Regions from separate parts of the Homo sapiens genome. Here region 2 is linked to region 1. A link is an interaction called in ENCODE POLR2A ChIA-PET data of the cell type or tissue named here. Cell type or tissue: endothelial cell of umbilical vein. All regions are shown on one strand. Each heading gives the region's core, and the rest is flanking DNA. Links, peaks and the distances in the headings are about the cores only.

Region 1 (8,357 bases), core at 246-4,245:
CCACCACGCCCAGCTAATTTTTTTGTATTTTTAGTAGAGAGGGGTTTCAACATGTTGGCCAGGCTGGTCTTGAACTTCTGACCTCAGGTGATCCACCCACCTTGGCCTCCTAAAGTGCTGGGATTACAGGTGTGAGCCACTGCGCCTGGCCTAGCTGTAGTTCTTAACCACTGCCCTGGATTGCCTCTCTGGCAGCCCTGAAGCTCTGGCTATGGTCTATTAGTTGGGTTGGATGTAGTAGGTGCTAATGAGACTGTGAGGGCCCAGTGTATTTGTCCTAACTCGAGGCCAGAGACTGCACCCTTGAATGTGACCCCCTTATCTCACAATGAATACGCAGGATTGGGGCTCGGCATAGGGAAAAGAAGGAGGATCGTTTGTGTCTTTCATGACTACTGGACAAAAATTTGAAGTGATCAGGTATCATTTTGTTATGCTGAGTTTTCTAGTAGCTAAAAAGGATACAAGCCCACCAAGTTGTTAACATTGCCACACTACATTATACAGATCTGTTTGCAGACACTTCCTAGTGCAGCAGTTTAAATACTATCCTATAACTGAATCCTGTAGTTTTGGCACTAAAGTACATTTCGGTTACCCTGAGTCATGTTCTCGTGGCACCTCCAGCTGGTCAGCAAGTCACACAAAGTGGCGTGGAGATAGTAGCTGAAAATGCAATCATACCCTGTTTTCGTAGATTCCAGGGATCTGCCAGGAAAGACAATTCTCGAAGAGGTGCCATCAAAGGTCTGAGGGTTGAGAGGCCAGGTGGGTGGGACTTGGTGTGAAGCCATGCAGGTACCCTCAGGGACAAGCCATTCCTTTGTTCATTCCTTCCACATACTCTTACTGAGCACCCATAAAGGCAGGTTAGACCCAAGACTATGTTGGACCCTGAAAATTCTGAAACTATGTTAATATGCTATCAACATATAAGCAAGCTATTATTATACAATGTGAGACTTGCTATCTTAGAGCTATGAGCCCTTGGGGGAGGGAGGAATTAGTTTTGCTGGGCCAGGGGTGAAGTGCTGGTCTCGGAAGGCCTCCCTGGGAAGGTGTCCTTTGAGCTGAGTATGGAGATAAGAGAAGGAGGGGAGAGTACATTCCAAACCCAGACAGAAGCTAGAGCAAAGGTACAAAGGCCTGCGTGACCACAGCCTGATCAGGGAACTTGGAGTCCAGCATGTTCTACAGAGAGCTGGCTTGTCTTTTTATGCAAAGAACTTTTACAGGTATCAGTCTATATCATCATTATCGTCAAAGCTTACATTTATAGAATTGATTCTGTGCCAGACACTGCAAAGTGCTTTACTCACATCCTGTTTTATTTTTATTATTTATTTATTTATTTTTTTTTTGAGATAGAGTCTCACACTATTGCCCGGGCTGGAGTGCAATGGCACGATCTCGGCTCACTGCAACCTCTGCCTCCCGGGTTCAAGCGATTCTCCTGCCTCAGCCTCCCAAGTAGCTGGGATTACAGGTGCCCCACCACACCAAGCTAATTTTTGTATTTTCAGTGGAGACGGGGTTTTGCCATGTTGGCCAGGCTGGTCTTGAACTCCTGACCTCAAGTGCTCCACCTGCCTCAGCCTCCCAAAGTGCTGGAATTATAGGCGTGAGCCACTGCACCTGGCCAGAGGGTGGGCTTTTAAATATGGGGAGGACATGCAGTGGGGATGTTAGGATTGAAAGTTAATCAGATTTAGATTTGGAGGGCTATAAATGCCAGACTGGAGAGTTTGAACTTCATTTTGTAATGGTATAAAGAAAAATGGAGGGGAAAGGAATGTCTGTTCTGCCTGGGCACTGAAGTAGCACATACCTTATCACATTCAGCCTTGGTGAGCAATGAAGGTTTTGAACACAGCACAGATACATTTGAAGAAGGTAAACTGTATGGGATGCAGGATGAATGGAAGTGAAGGAGTTTACAAGTGGGGTTCCAGTTTGTAAGTTATGTGAAAATCCACTGGTGAAGAGTAGAGAGTTAGAGCCTAAATTACAGTGATGGCAATGGAATAAAAAGGGAATATTTAATTTTATCCATTTTTGTTTTGTTTTGTCTTTTGGAGACAAGATTTCAGTATGTTGCCCAGGCTAGTCTCAAACTCCTTGCCTCAGGCAATCTTCCCACCTCAGCCTCCCAAAGCACTGGGATCACAGGCATGAGCCACCGTGGCCAGCCCTGGCCCTGGGACATTTTATATAAATATGCTAATATGTGATAAATGTTTTTTTACAGTGAAATTATTCTTAAGGTTTTTGGAGAGAAAATGTATAAAGGCTTTAACTATATAAAGTATGTGTGATTTTAATAAAATTAATGTAGTTATAGTAGTTATACTGAATTGAACCGACAAATATCTTTTTAAACAGAAACTCTGGTTCATCAGTTTTCCACAATTGATTATTTGATTTTTGGATATTAGTTTTTTTGTTTTTTTGTTTTTTTTTACTATGGACCCCACTTGAACAGTTACAATACATTCTCTTGCAAATATTTTCAGCCCAGAATGCCACTTGTTGCCTGTACCCGAATGAAACTCAGATATCTGGAAGCTTGAATCGGAGCCTAAACTTAGCCCCCTACTGACTTGGAGAAGAATCTAAACTTGGCAAAATGCCTCCATCTCTCTTCAGGCAACGGTCAAAAAGTAGCTCCCTAGCCCCCCACCCTCAACTAATGAACTATATCTAATAGCCTCCCTTTAGAGAGTCCTTTGAGAAAGAGATGGCGTTTGTTTTTGACCTCATTATCCATTTCAGCCTGTCCTTGATGAAAATAATCGCCCCTTAGGCAGGTACATTCCTCACATTCCTCTCCCAGTTAGCTGCTAAGACGTCGTTAACCCCAGTGACCATGGGAAAACGCCGCTGTCTGCTTCAGAGAGTCTAAGGGGAGTGGGCCCAAGATAACAAGAGGTGAAGAGGTCAGAGTGGGAGCCCCTTTCATCTTTTCAGGCTGTTTCCAACCCAGACAAAGGATTCTGTCCAGGGGTGCAAAGCCCACGCGGCTTTATTTTATGGTGTGGCCCTGAAAGGGGGCTGGGAGGGCCGTGTCTTATCTGGATATTGTTTTGGAGGCGAATGCCGGGCTCCCGGGAAGTCCTCGACTCCTGGGGGAATGCTAAGTGGAAGGAAGGGCCAGCAGCCCCCACTTGGGCGGAAGAGACCACCCAGCTACTCAGAGGAGGGTGTGAAGGGCTTGAATGGAATGAGCTGCCCTACAGGATTTATCATTCAGACAGTGAGATTAAGGGTGTGAGACTGTTTAGCTGCTTCAAATCAGGGAAGCTCTTGGATTTGCCGCGAAAGAGAGAAAGGGAAGGGGGCAAGTGGCGGGGGAAGGGAGGTCGGGTGGTGTGGAGACGGACGGCAGGCAAGGACAATTTGGAAATCTGTGGGGGAGGGGGAAGATCCGGATTTCCTCCCATCTTGCCGCTAACCTGCTTTACACTTTGAGCAAGTCACTTCTTCCTTTTGCAAAATGAAGGGATTGGAAGGATACCAGAAGGTGCCTCAAGGGGCTGCCTTGGACTAAGGGGAGGGGAAGACTTGTGCTGCTCCACCTCCTCCCCCATACCCTTTCCCCTAACTTGCCTCATTGACTGTGTTTTATTAGAAAAGCAACACAGCCCGTCGGCCCGGCGCGGTGGCTCCCGCCTGTAATCCCAGCACTTTGGGAGGCCGAGGCGGCGGATCACGAGGTAAGGAGATCGAGACCATCCTGGCTAACAGAGTGAAACCCCGTCTCTACTAAAAATACCAAAAAAAAAAAAAAAAAAAAATTAGCCGGGCGTGGTGGCGGGCGCCTGTAGTCCCAGCTACTCGGGAGTCTGAGGCAAGAGAATAGCGTGAACCCGGGAGGCGGAGGTTGCAGTGAGCCGAGATCGCGCCACTGCACTCCAGCCTGGGCGACAGAGCGAGACTCCGTCTCAAAAAAAAAAAAAAAAAAAGGGAAAAGCATAACACACATTTCATTGTTTGTTTATTTATTTATAGAGATGGGGGTCTTGCTATGTTGCCCAGGCTGGAGTGCAATGGCAATTCACAGGCTCAATGACAGCTTTCTACAGCCTTGAACTCTTGGGCTCAAGCGATCCTCCTGCCTCAGACTCCTAGAAAGCTGGGCCTGGCAACAAACTTATTTATTTACTTATTTTTTTTTTTCTAGAGACTGGGGTCTTGCTCTGCCCCAGGCTGGAGTGTAGTGGCACCATCATAGCTCACTGCTGCCTCGATTTCCTGGGCTGAAGGGATCCTCCCACCTCAGCCTGCCTAGTAGCTGGGACTACAGGCACGCATGTGCCACCATGGCCGACTTATTTTTAAATTTTTTGTAGAGACAGGGTCTCGCCATTTTGCCCCGGCTGGTCTCGAATGCCTGGGCTCAGGCGATCCTCCCGTCTTAGCCTCCCAAAGTGCTGGGATTATAGGTGTGACCCACTGCACCCGGCCCAACAAATTCATTTAATCCAAGTTTTGCTTGATGTAGGAGCCTTCAGAAATGAAGGTCCAAAGACCCAGGGAAAATGGTCTCTTTTTTTGCTTAGGCTGGGTGAAGAATGGACAGCTGTGTAGAAACAGGATTGGACAAAAGGGGATGATCTAGTGGTAACAGACTGAGAGGGAGGCCCAGCAAGGCCTTCTGTGCAGATTCGCCTTGGTCTCCCTGTGTAGCATTCCTTCCTCCAGGGTCTGGGGCAGGACCTTCTGGAATGAAGGTCTTCAAGGGAGAATGGAGGCTGAGCGCGGTGGCTCACGCTGGTAATCCTAGAACTTTGGGAGGCTGAGGCGGGCGGATCAGTTGAGGTCAGGAGTTTGAGACTAGCCTGGCCAACATGGTGAAACCCCATCTCTACTAAAAATATAAAAATTAGTTGGGCTTGATGGTGTGTGCCTGTAATCCCAGCTACTTGGAGGTTGAGACAGGAGAATTGCTTGAACCCAGGAGGCGGAGGTTGCAGTGAGCCGAGATCGCGATGCCGCACTCCAGCCTGGGCGACAGAGCGAGAGACCCTGTCTCAAGAAAAATAAAAGAAGGGAGAAGGGAGAGAGAGTGACCTTTTTAGGTTTTAGGGCTTGCTATTGGGGAGAGGGATCCTAGTTTCCTTTCTTTCCCCTCTCCTCCCCTCTCCTCCCCTTCCACTCCCTTCCCCTCTCCCTCTGCTCCCCTTCCCCTCTGCTCCCCTTCCCCTCTGCTCCCCTCCCTTCCCCCCTCCCCTCCCCTCCTCCCCCATCCTTTTCTTTCTTTCTTTTTTTTTTTTTTTAATAGGCGGAGTCTTACTCTGTCACCCAGGCTGCAGTGCAGTGGCACGATCTCAGCTCACTGCAACCTCCGCCTCCCAGGTTCAAGCAATTCTCCTGCCTCAGGCTCCCAAATAGCTGGGATCACAGGCGCCCGCCACCACGCCCGGCTAATTTTTGTATTTTTAATAGAGGCGGGGTTTCACCATGTTGCCCTGTTGGCCAGGCTGGTCTCGAACTCCTGGCCTCAAGTGATCCCCCCCGGCTCGGCCTCCCAAAATGCTGGGATTACAGGCCTGAGCCACCGTGCTCAGCCTTGGGATTCTAGTTTCTATAACCCGCTTTGGGGAAGGGGAATTTTGTTTTCTAGGATTTTGGGTGGAAGAAGCAAGGGCGAGAAACAGGAGGGCAGGAGGTCAGAGAGAACTGACTTCTGAGGCTGCTTTGGAGGCCTTCCAGCCTCCTTTAGTTCATGCCAAAGTGCCACGCTTTGGAGTGTTGTTTTGGAGCACTAGCAACATCTCCTGTTTGCCCCTGCAGATTGCCCCCCATCCGCCTGCACCCTGCTGGGTGCTCCAGGAGGCTTCTGTGTGCTGCTCCCCTGTCCTCCTCTGGCTTCTGGTTGGGTTTGAGGGATATTCCTTCCCCTTCTTCCTCCCTTCCAGATCACCGAAGACTAACAGAGTCCCTCCATCAAAGCCTGCAGCTCCTGTCTGGGGGCCCTTGAACCCTCTCCAGGTAGTTCTCCCCTCATGTTCCAGCAGGGCCCCCCTTCCCCCTTGACACCTGGCCTAGCCATGGAAACAGCGCCCCTCTGCTCTGTCGCTTTTCCAGAGCCGCCCACACCTTTGTAAATAGCCCCTTTATTAGACCCTTCTCAATTTTCCCAATTTTGAGCGTGCCATCTGTTTCCTGCAGGGAGTCTGACTGTCACGGGATATACATCATTGGTATTTTCCACATTACCACATGTAATCTGTGTGGACCATAGCTGCATAGCATTGTGTTGAGCATATATACCATAATTCAGTTAACCATTCCCTTGTGGGTCCACATTCAATTGGCCTCATTTTTTTCTGTATGAAAACCTCAGTGAAATACTCCTTGCCTGAACTTTCTTTCCTGTCTGGGTTTAAGTTCACAGTAGGTGATTGGTCCTTTCTACAGGTATGTTTTCAGCTGTGATCCTTTGCTGCCCTCAGGAAACTTACCAGTTGACAGGACAAAATTGAGACACATTGTTAGAGCAACAATGGAGTACAATTACATGAGATGATTAGAAATTCAAAGATAGGCCAGGCACGGTGGCTCACGCCTGTAATCCCAGCACTTTGGGAGGCTGAGGCAGGCGGATCACTTGAGGTCAGGATTTCGAGACCAGCCTGGCCAAATGGTGAAACCCCATCTCCATTAAAAATATGAAAATTAGTAGGGCATGGTGGCACACACCTGTAGTCCCAGCTACTTGGGAGGCTGAAGCAGGAGAATTGCTTGAACCTGGTAGGTGGAGGTTGCAGTGAGCTGAGATTGTGCCACTGCACTCCAGCCTGGGCAACAGAGCAAGACTCCGTCAAAAAGAAAGAAAGAAGGAAAGAAGGAAGGAAAGAAAGGAAAGAAAGAGGCTGGGCGTGGTGACTCATGCTGATGCCTGTAATCTCAGCACTTTGGGAGGCTGAGATGGGCAGATCACGAGGCCAGGAGATCAAGGCCATCTTGGCCAACATGGTGAAACCCTGTCTCTACTAAAAATACAAAAAAATTAGCCAGGCATGGTGACACGCGCGTGTAGTCCCAGCTACTCGGGAGGCTGAGACAGAAGAATCGCTGGAACCTGCTAGGCGGAGGCTTCAGTGAGCTAAGATCGCGCCACTGTACTCCAGCCTGGGCGACAGAGCGAGACTCTGCCTCGAAAAAAAAAAAAAAAAGAAGAAGAAAGAAAGAGAAAAAAGAAAGAAAGAAATTAATTCAAAGATAGATGAGAAATGGTTGGTTGGAAAGAGACTTGCTGGCTGTCTGCACTCTCAGGACAGAGCCGTCTAAAGTGGCATTTATCACTGTGGCTAATTTATTTACCAGAGTAAATAAAAAAAATCAGACCCTTGCCTGATTTTGTCTGATTTTTGTCTGGTTTTGTTTGATTAGTATATAAAATAAGAATGCCAATTGTTTCGTTTACGAGTAGAAAAAATAATGTCTATTCTAATGTTATGTGGACCTGAATCTTTGCATCAAGTGGAAGCCCAGTGATAACAGGAACATTGTTTGGGGAAGCTCAGTTTCATTGCAAGGAATGGTCAGATGATTGAAAGCTTTAAGGACATCAAGCTTTACAGGCAGACTCAGCCATCTCCACAGTAGGGATTGCCTTGCCCGTCTTATGGGATGCTAATAAATATTCCAAGCCTGTTGGCCAAAACTCCCTTCTCTACGCTCTGGATAGTGCTCTATAAGCACTGTCACCTGGAGTAACTCCACCTTTTCCCAGCCTTTGACCCTGCATTTAAAGGATGCTTTGCAACTTTCATCTGCATGGGAATCACCTGGGGATCTTGCTAAATGCAGATTCTGATACTATGGATCTGAGTGGGGCCTGAGAGCCTACTTTATTTTTATTTTTAGAGACAGAGTCTCACTCTTTTGCCCATGCTGGAGTGCAGTAGCACAGTCATAGCTTACTGCAGCCTTGAACTCCTGTGCTTAAGTGATCCTCTTGCCTCAGCCTCTCGAGTAACTAGGACTACAGGTGCATGCCACCATACCTGGCTTTTTTCTTTTTTTCTTTCTTTTCTTTTCTTTTTTTTTTTTTTTTTGTTGAGACAGAGTTTCGCTCTTGTTGCCCAGGCTGGAGTGCAATGCCATCATCTCGGCCCACTGCAACCTCTACCTTCCGGGTTCAAGCGATTCCTCTGCCTCAGCCTCCCGTGTAGCTGGGATTACAGGCATGTGCAACCACACCCGGCTGATTTTTATTTTCAGTAGAGACGGGGTTTCTCTGTGTTGGTCAGACTGGTCTCAAACTCTCAACCTCAGGTGATCTGCCCACCTTGGCCTCCCAAAGTGCTGGGATTACAGGCATGAGCCACTGCACCCAGCAAGAGCCTGCA
Region 2 (6,720 bases), core at 1-4,000, 190 kb after region 1:
CATCTGCTCTATGGAGCTCACAGCCCAGCCTAGGCTGGCAACTCCAGTCTGCCCCAGTTTCCAGTTCTGTCCATTCCCCTTGCAGCTCAGCATGGATGAAGCTTTGAAATCCAGAGAGGAAGATCAGGGTTGGGATTATGGCTGGGGTTCAACAGGAGTGGGGGGCTGGGGGTGGCTGGTTCCCAGGAGGCCTGAAAAGGGGGCCTGGAAGTGGGAAGATCAACCCCAGTGCAGGGCCAGCCCTTGCGTCACAGGATCACTGCTGAGAGCCTGGAGGTGAGCGATCCTGTCAGCACCACCATGCAAGAGACTGATGACTCCATCCGCAGGAATGTCGGGGTGCAGATTACACTTCTCTCCCAGAGGCACACTGTGTGGGAAGCCAACTGTTTAGTCTAAATGTTTGCATCCCTCCATAATTCATATGTTGAAACCCCATCTCCAAGGTGATGGTACTAACAGGAGGGGCCCTTGGGAGGTGATTAGGTCATGAGGGCAGAGCCCCCATAGATGGGATTTGTGCCCTTATAAAAGAGACCCCAGAGAGCTGCCACTCCCCTTCTGCAATGTGAGGACACGGTGAGGAGATTGCCATCTATCAACCAGAACGCAGGCCCTCACCAGACATCGCATCTGCTGGTGCCTGGATCTCTGGCCTCCAGAACTGTGAGAAATAAATTTATGTTGTTTATAAGTAATTAGTTTATGGAATTTTGTTATAGCAGCCCAAACAGACAAGATACCAACTTATTAGAAGGTTGCCTGGTGAGCAGGAAGGCAGAGGAAAGTTCTGCTTGCTATAGAATCTGAGGCTTGTTGAATCTGAGGCTTGCTATAGAATCTGAGGCATCGCTGCCTGTGGCACCATCCGTCCAACAAGAGTAGGCCTGGCCAGGGCCAGGACACTGAAGCCAACCACCCCGGGGTACTGTCTCCCAATCAGATGGCCACTGCCAGCCTCTGCCCATGAGGTTTCCCCTTTCTGGGCTTCCATTGGTGGCCACCGTCCCCGTCTTCTGATGGGCACTGTCTTTAACATTCCTCTGTGCTGTAGCTCCATTCTGACCACTGAATCTTGGAATCATTTCTTAAGGTGACTTTCTATATCTCTGTTCGGAATCATTTTGTATCATTTTTTGGTTTAATTCTTAGCATCTTACTTCCCAATATGTAGCTCTTACAATGCACCTTACACTTGCCCCTGTGTCTCAACAAGATTATAAAACCTTAGGGGGCCGGGACCATCTTCCTTTCTGGCCCAAAGTTGGACATCTGGACAAAAGCCCATCACGCACAGCCCTTGATGCTTTGCTCTGCTCTGGACTTGGGATGCCTGGAGACTGGCAGGCACAGAGGGTGTGGGGTGGCTGGGAGCTGAGCAGTATCTTCTGGGCCAGGACAGTTCTCTCCGAGGCCTCCTGAGCATGCAGTTAGGGCTGTACAGCCTCAGTTTTGTCCTCAGCCAAAAAGGGATCTGTGTTAGTGGAAGGAGAATGTGGCTGCCTCCACTCCTGTGAGCTGCCTGAGGGAACCAGATGGCAGGAGGGAAACAGAGCACCTCCAGAGAGCACCTCAGGGCCCAGCCTCTAGAAGGAACTAGGCATGGGTGCAACCAAATGAATGAGCTGTGTCCTCATCCCTCAAACCTAGGCCAAACAGGTGAAGAAAAGCATTGAATGCTGGGAGTTGTCAGCAAAGAGGATAAGGGTTAAGCTTGGGGCTGTGTGGATATCCTCTGGGTGATTTTTACAGAGGGTTCAGGATGGAATGGGGTAAGGAGAGGACTATGAGGGGGTCAGGCAGCAGACGCGGATGGTGTTTCCACACACTGAAGAGAAAACTGGGTGAGTTCTCCTCATTCAGCCACCAGCTATGGGCCTCAGCTTCTTCCCTATTCATAAGGAAGAAGGGGGTGGTCAGAGAATCTTCTGGGTCTAGTCCAGCTCTGCCATTGGTGGCTTGGAGGAGGGCTGTCCACAGAGGAGGGCAGAAGCAAACACTGGGGGATGGAGGCTGATGATAAGAGGGAAAGGGGACAGCAGCCCAGCGTCAAGTATCTGCTCTGTGCTGGGACAGAGCTGGGCACTTCGTCCACACCGTCTCACGTATCTTTACGCTGACCCCTTGAAGATGGCATTTATTTGCTGCATTGATTTAGGGGTGAGGAAACCAAGGAGCAGAGGGATTGGCAGAACCCTCCAAAGTCACTCTCCTGGTATGCCAGAGCTGGGATTTGTAATGAGGCTTCGGGTTCCCAAGTCCCCAGGCCTCCACGTTGGTGGGTGGGCTCCTGAAGAGCAAGTGGCTCTGTGTCTGGGTATGTGCCTGAGTGGCTGAAAAGGAAGGGGTTATCAAGTTGGTTTTTAGATTAGTGCTGTGTTTCTTATATTTGCTAGGTTTTTTTTTTTGTTTTTTTTTGTTTTTTTTTGAGATGGAGTTTCGCTCGTTACCCACGCTGGAGTGCAATGGAGCGATCTCGGCTCTTCACAACCTCCACCTCCCGGGTTCACACAATTCTCCTGCCTCAGCCTCCCGAGTAGCTGGGATTACAGGCATGCTCCACCACACCCGGCTACTTTTGTATTTTTAGTAGAGATGGGGTTTCTCCATGTTAGTCAGGCTGGTCTTGAACTCCCAACCTCAGGTGATCCACCCACCTCAGCCTCCCAAAGTGCTGGGATTACAGGCATGAGCCACCAAGCCCAGCCCATTTGCTAGGTTTTTGCTAACTTGGTTCTCAGTAATTTTCCTTAGTGGGGGTGAAAAATAAGGATTAAAAAAAAAAAAGTGAAGATAGAAAATGGTAGGTGGTTAAGAAAATCTTAGCTCCTGATTAGCACAGAGTGAAGAAAGGGAAAGTCAACTGGAGGTCAGGAAGGGAAGTACAGTTTCAGTTGTTTACCTGTTGAGGAGATACCTCAGTTACAACAGAGTAAAGATGGGGGCGTTTCATGGCAAGTACTAAATGGGTTGCATGAAGCAATGCTTTTAAAATACAGTAAAATGTTAACATTTGTTAAATCTAAGTAGTGGCTACAGATACTTTTGGAATTAATAATGTACTCATATTTTACAGAAGCAAACAAAACGTCTGGCCAGAGGCAGAAGTACAAAACATATAAAAGAAATGACATGGCAGATACACAAACATATGAAAGGAAAACAGTGAAAGGAAGGAACATGCATGTGATTGATGAGAGCCAAGTCCAGAAGAAAATGTAATCCAAGGAACAGGAAAAAAAATTCCCAGTAGTAGTCTCAGCTATAGAAAAATGTAAAAAAAACATGAATTCAAGAAAGTAGGCACTCAAAGCTGAAACAGATGAAATAACAAGGAAAGAAACTGACGGCACTTCTTCAAAACTCATACATGAGAAATAGCAAGAAAATGAACAGATATGGCTAAAAATCAATCTGATATCAAGGAAAGGCCTGAGATAATCATGGTGAATGAAGAGAAAAGAGACATGCATTAAAAAGAGAGATAGCTATGAAAGGTATAAAAAATATCAAGACAATGAAAAAAAGAATAAAAATAGAATTTAAAACAGAAAACCTAACACATGAAAAAGAAAAAGTATTCATCAAGAAAATACAAGACATCTTCCCTAGAATGAAGAATAGAATTGCACCTCTAAAAAGCACACTTTGTTCCAGGAAAAACTGATAAAGAACAAGAAAGAACTATTCAGACATATAGATTTAAAAAGAGAAAGAGAAAGGAAGAAAAGAAAGAAAAAAAAGAAAGAAAAAGCCAAGGGAATATCTCGTTAGAGGGTATCCTCTTAGATGGGACTCTTCGGCTGGCCTCAGTGTTGTCCCTACCAACAGTCAACACCAGATGACAATGGAGAAATATATCCAAATTCTGAGCAAAAGAAGGTGTGATGCAAGAATATTTTATTCAGCCAAGGTGTGCACAACTATAAAGACCACAGAAACATTCCCTAACGCAGAAAATACAGAACTCATGAGCCATTCCTGAGTCATTCCTAACGGTGCAATTCAGCCAATCAAGAGTTTGTTTGTTTGTTTGTTTGTTTATTGAGACGGAATCTCGCTCTGTTGCCCAGGCTGGAGTGCAGTGGTGTGATCTCTGCTCTTTGCAACCTCCGCCTCCTGGGTTCAAGCTATTCTCCTGCCTCAGTCTCCCAAATAGCTGGGATTACAGGCGCCTGCCTCCACGCCCAGCTAATTTTTGTATTTTTTATAGAGATGGGGTTTTGCCATGTTGGCCAGGTTGGTCTCGAACTCCTGAACTTAAATGATCTGCCCGCCCAGACCTCCCAAAGTGCTGGGATTACAGGCATGAGCCACTGTGGCTGGACTTCAATCAAGAGTTTAAAAATAACAACTCAGAAATGAAGAAGCAATGGCAAAAATACTGGTGGTGAGCCACAAAATCAGTTTAAATATAAAATGAAGGCCGGGCGGGGTGGCTCACATCTGTAATCCCAGCACTTTGGGAGGCTGAGGTGGGCAGATCACCTGAGCTCAGGAGTTCAAGACCAGCCTGGCCAACAGGGTGAAACCCCGTCTCTACTAAAAATACAAAAATTAGCCAGGTGCGATGGTGTTTGCCTGTAATCCCAGCTACTCAGGAGACTGAGGCAGGAGAATCGCTCAAACCCGGGAGGCAGAGCTGCAGTGAGCTGAGATTGTGCCATTGCACTCCAGCCTAGGTGACAAAGTGAGATTCTACCTCAAAAAAATAAATAAAAATAAAATAAAATGAAGTCCCAGCTACTTGAGAAACTAAGGCTGGAGGATTCTTTGAGGCTGGTGAGAACAACATAGTGAGACTTTGTTTCAAAAAGAAAGAAAAAAAGACTGTGGTGAGAATTAAGGTTTCAGAGCAGAAGGAAATGCATAGACTTTAAAAACAAAATCAATATAGGAATAAACAAATTGAGGAGAAAGAGCAAGCTATTTCCTTATCTTTAGAGCCTTGGATTATGCCATCTAAAAAGGAAACCTTATTAAGAACAATTCTAGTTTCTTAATGTTTCTCATAATATTAACTTCAGGGAGATCTTTTGGGAACTACTAATTTTTGTGGGGAAGAAACATCTACTTCAGTTTCTTTTTCTCCTGTTAGATTCACATAAAATTAGATTCAGAACTTTTCTTTTTAAAATAGCATTTTAATATAAGCATTTCTATTTAGCATTCTACCTAGAAATACCTTAGACATACCTAGAATGCTGTTCACCTAATGTTAGTAGTTATCTCTGGGTGGTTTTTGGTTTTTTGTTTTTAAGAGACAAGGTCTCGCTCTGTTGCCTGGGCTGGAGTGCAGTGTTGCAATCATGGCTCACTGCAGTCTCAACCTCCTGGGTTCAAGCGATGAGGCTGAGGCTGGGACTACAGGTGTGCGTCACCACACCCAGCTAATTAAATTTTTCTTTTTTTTTTTTTTTTTTTTTGTACAGACAGGGTCTTACTATGTTGCCCAGGTAGGTCTCAAACTCTCGGTCTCTCCCCTTGGCCTCCCAAAGCACTGGGATTACAGCTGTAAGCTACCGCACCTGGCACTGAGTGGAGGTTTCCATAAGATCACCCAAACTGTCTTCAGTTCTTTATAATAAGAATGTATTATTTTAAAAAAAATAATAGAGTCATTATTCTGAAAAAATAAGATTGGTGAAATGTCTGTCTTCAGCATGGTGTCTAGAGGCTTGTCAGTTTGATTTAGTAAGAAAGCCTAAAGGACATGTGTCATGTCACAGGAATGTGCAGTAATAAGATGGAATTCAAACTAAGCAAAAATTCATACTGAATTTCAAAAACATCATGGGCTAGGAATTATAACTTCTAATTAAAACCGCCTGGATGCAATTTGATCTATGGATTCAATGCAATCCCAATCAAAATCAAACACAAGCTATTTTGTGGATATCAATAAACGGATTCTAATGTTTAAATGAAGAAGCAAAAGACTCAGAATATCCAACTTAATACTGAAGAAGAACAAGGTAGAAGACTGACACCACTCTGACTTCAATATTTACTATAAAGCTATAGTGATCGAGACAGCGTCCTATCAGCAAAAGAACAGACAAATATATCAAAAGACCACGAGAGAGAGAGCCTAGAAACAGATCCACATAAAGATACTGATTTTTTTTTTTTGTTTTTTGAGATGGAGTCTCGCCATGTTGCCCAGGCTGGAGTGCAATGGCTCGATCTCAGCTCACTGCAACCTCCACCTCCCAAGTTCAAATGCCTCTCCTGCTGCAGCCTCCCGGGTAGCTGGGATTCCAGGTGCCCGCCACCATGCCCAGCTAATTTTTGTATTTTTAGTAGAGATGGGGTTTCACCATGTTGGCCAGGCTGGTCTCAAACTCCTGACTTCGTGATCTGCCCGCCTTGGCCTCCCAAAGTGCTGGGGTTACAGGTGTGAGCCACCGCACCCAGCCAAAGTGTTGATTTTTGACAGAGGAGCAAAGGCAATATGCTAGAACAACTGGACATTAACATGCAAAAAATGAATCTAGACATAGACCTTATACCTTCCATAAAAATTCGCTCAGAATGAATCTAAATGTGAGTATAAAATGTAAAAGTATAAAACTCTTAGAAGTTAACACAGGAGAAGGCCCTAGATGACCTTGGTTATAGAGGTGACCTTTTAGATACAACACCAAAGGCATCATCCATGAAGAAACCAATGATAAGCTGGACTTTGCTGAAATTAAAAACTTCTGCTCTGGAAAAGAC

Evidence for each region. Peaks named below come from ENCODE experiments on the same cell type or tissue, not always from the same donor. Only the 100,000 strongest peaks of a DNase experiment are listed, where the experiment ranks them.
Region 2: POLR2A ChIA-PET joins it to region 1 with 5 read pairs; 5 of 35 experiments call an interaction of 5 or more read pairs at or near these places.

The regions. Positions count from the first base shown.
Region 1 is chr6:37,120,937-37,129,293 of GRCh38, reverse strand. No RefSeq gene overlaps it. Among named protein-coding and RNA genes, the nearest start is that of PIM1, 45 kb to the left of the region's middle. RefSeq lists enhancers at 1,586-2,263, 2,365-3,343, 3,344-4,322, 4,323-5,301 and a silencer at 2,687-2,981. In endothelial cell of umbilical vein, for the core only: no CTCF peak of the experiment used is centred there; no DNase peak of the experiment used is centred there; H3K27ac peaks cover 1,045 bases.
Region 2 is chr6:36,932,317-36,939,036 of GRCh38, reverse strand. No RefSeq gene overlaps it. Among named protein-coding and RNA genes, the nearest start is that of PI16, 19 kb to the left of the region's middle. In endothelial cell of umbilical vein, for the core only: no CTCF peak of the experiment used is centred there; no DNase peak of the experiment used is centred there.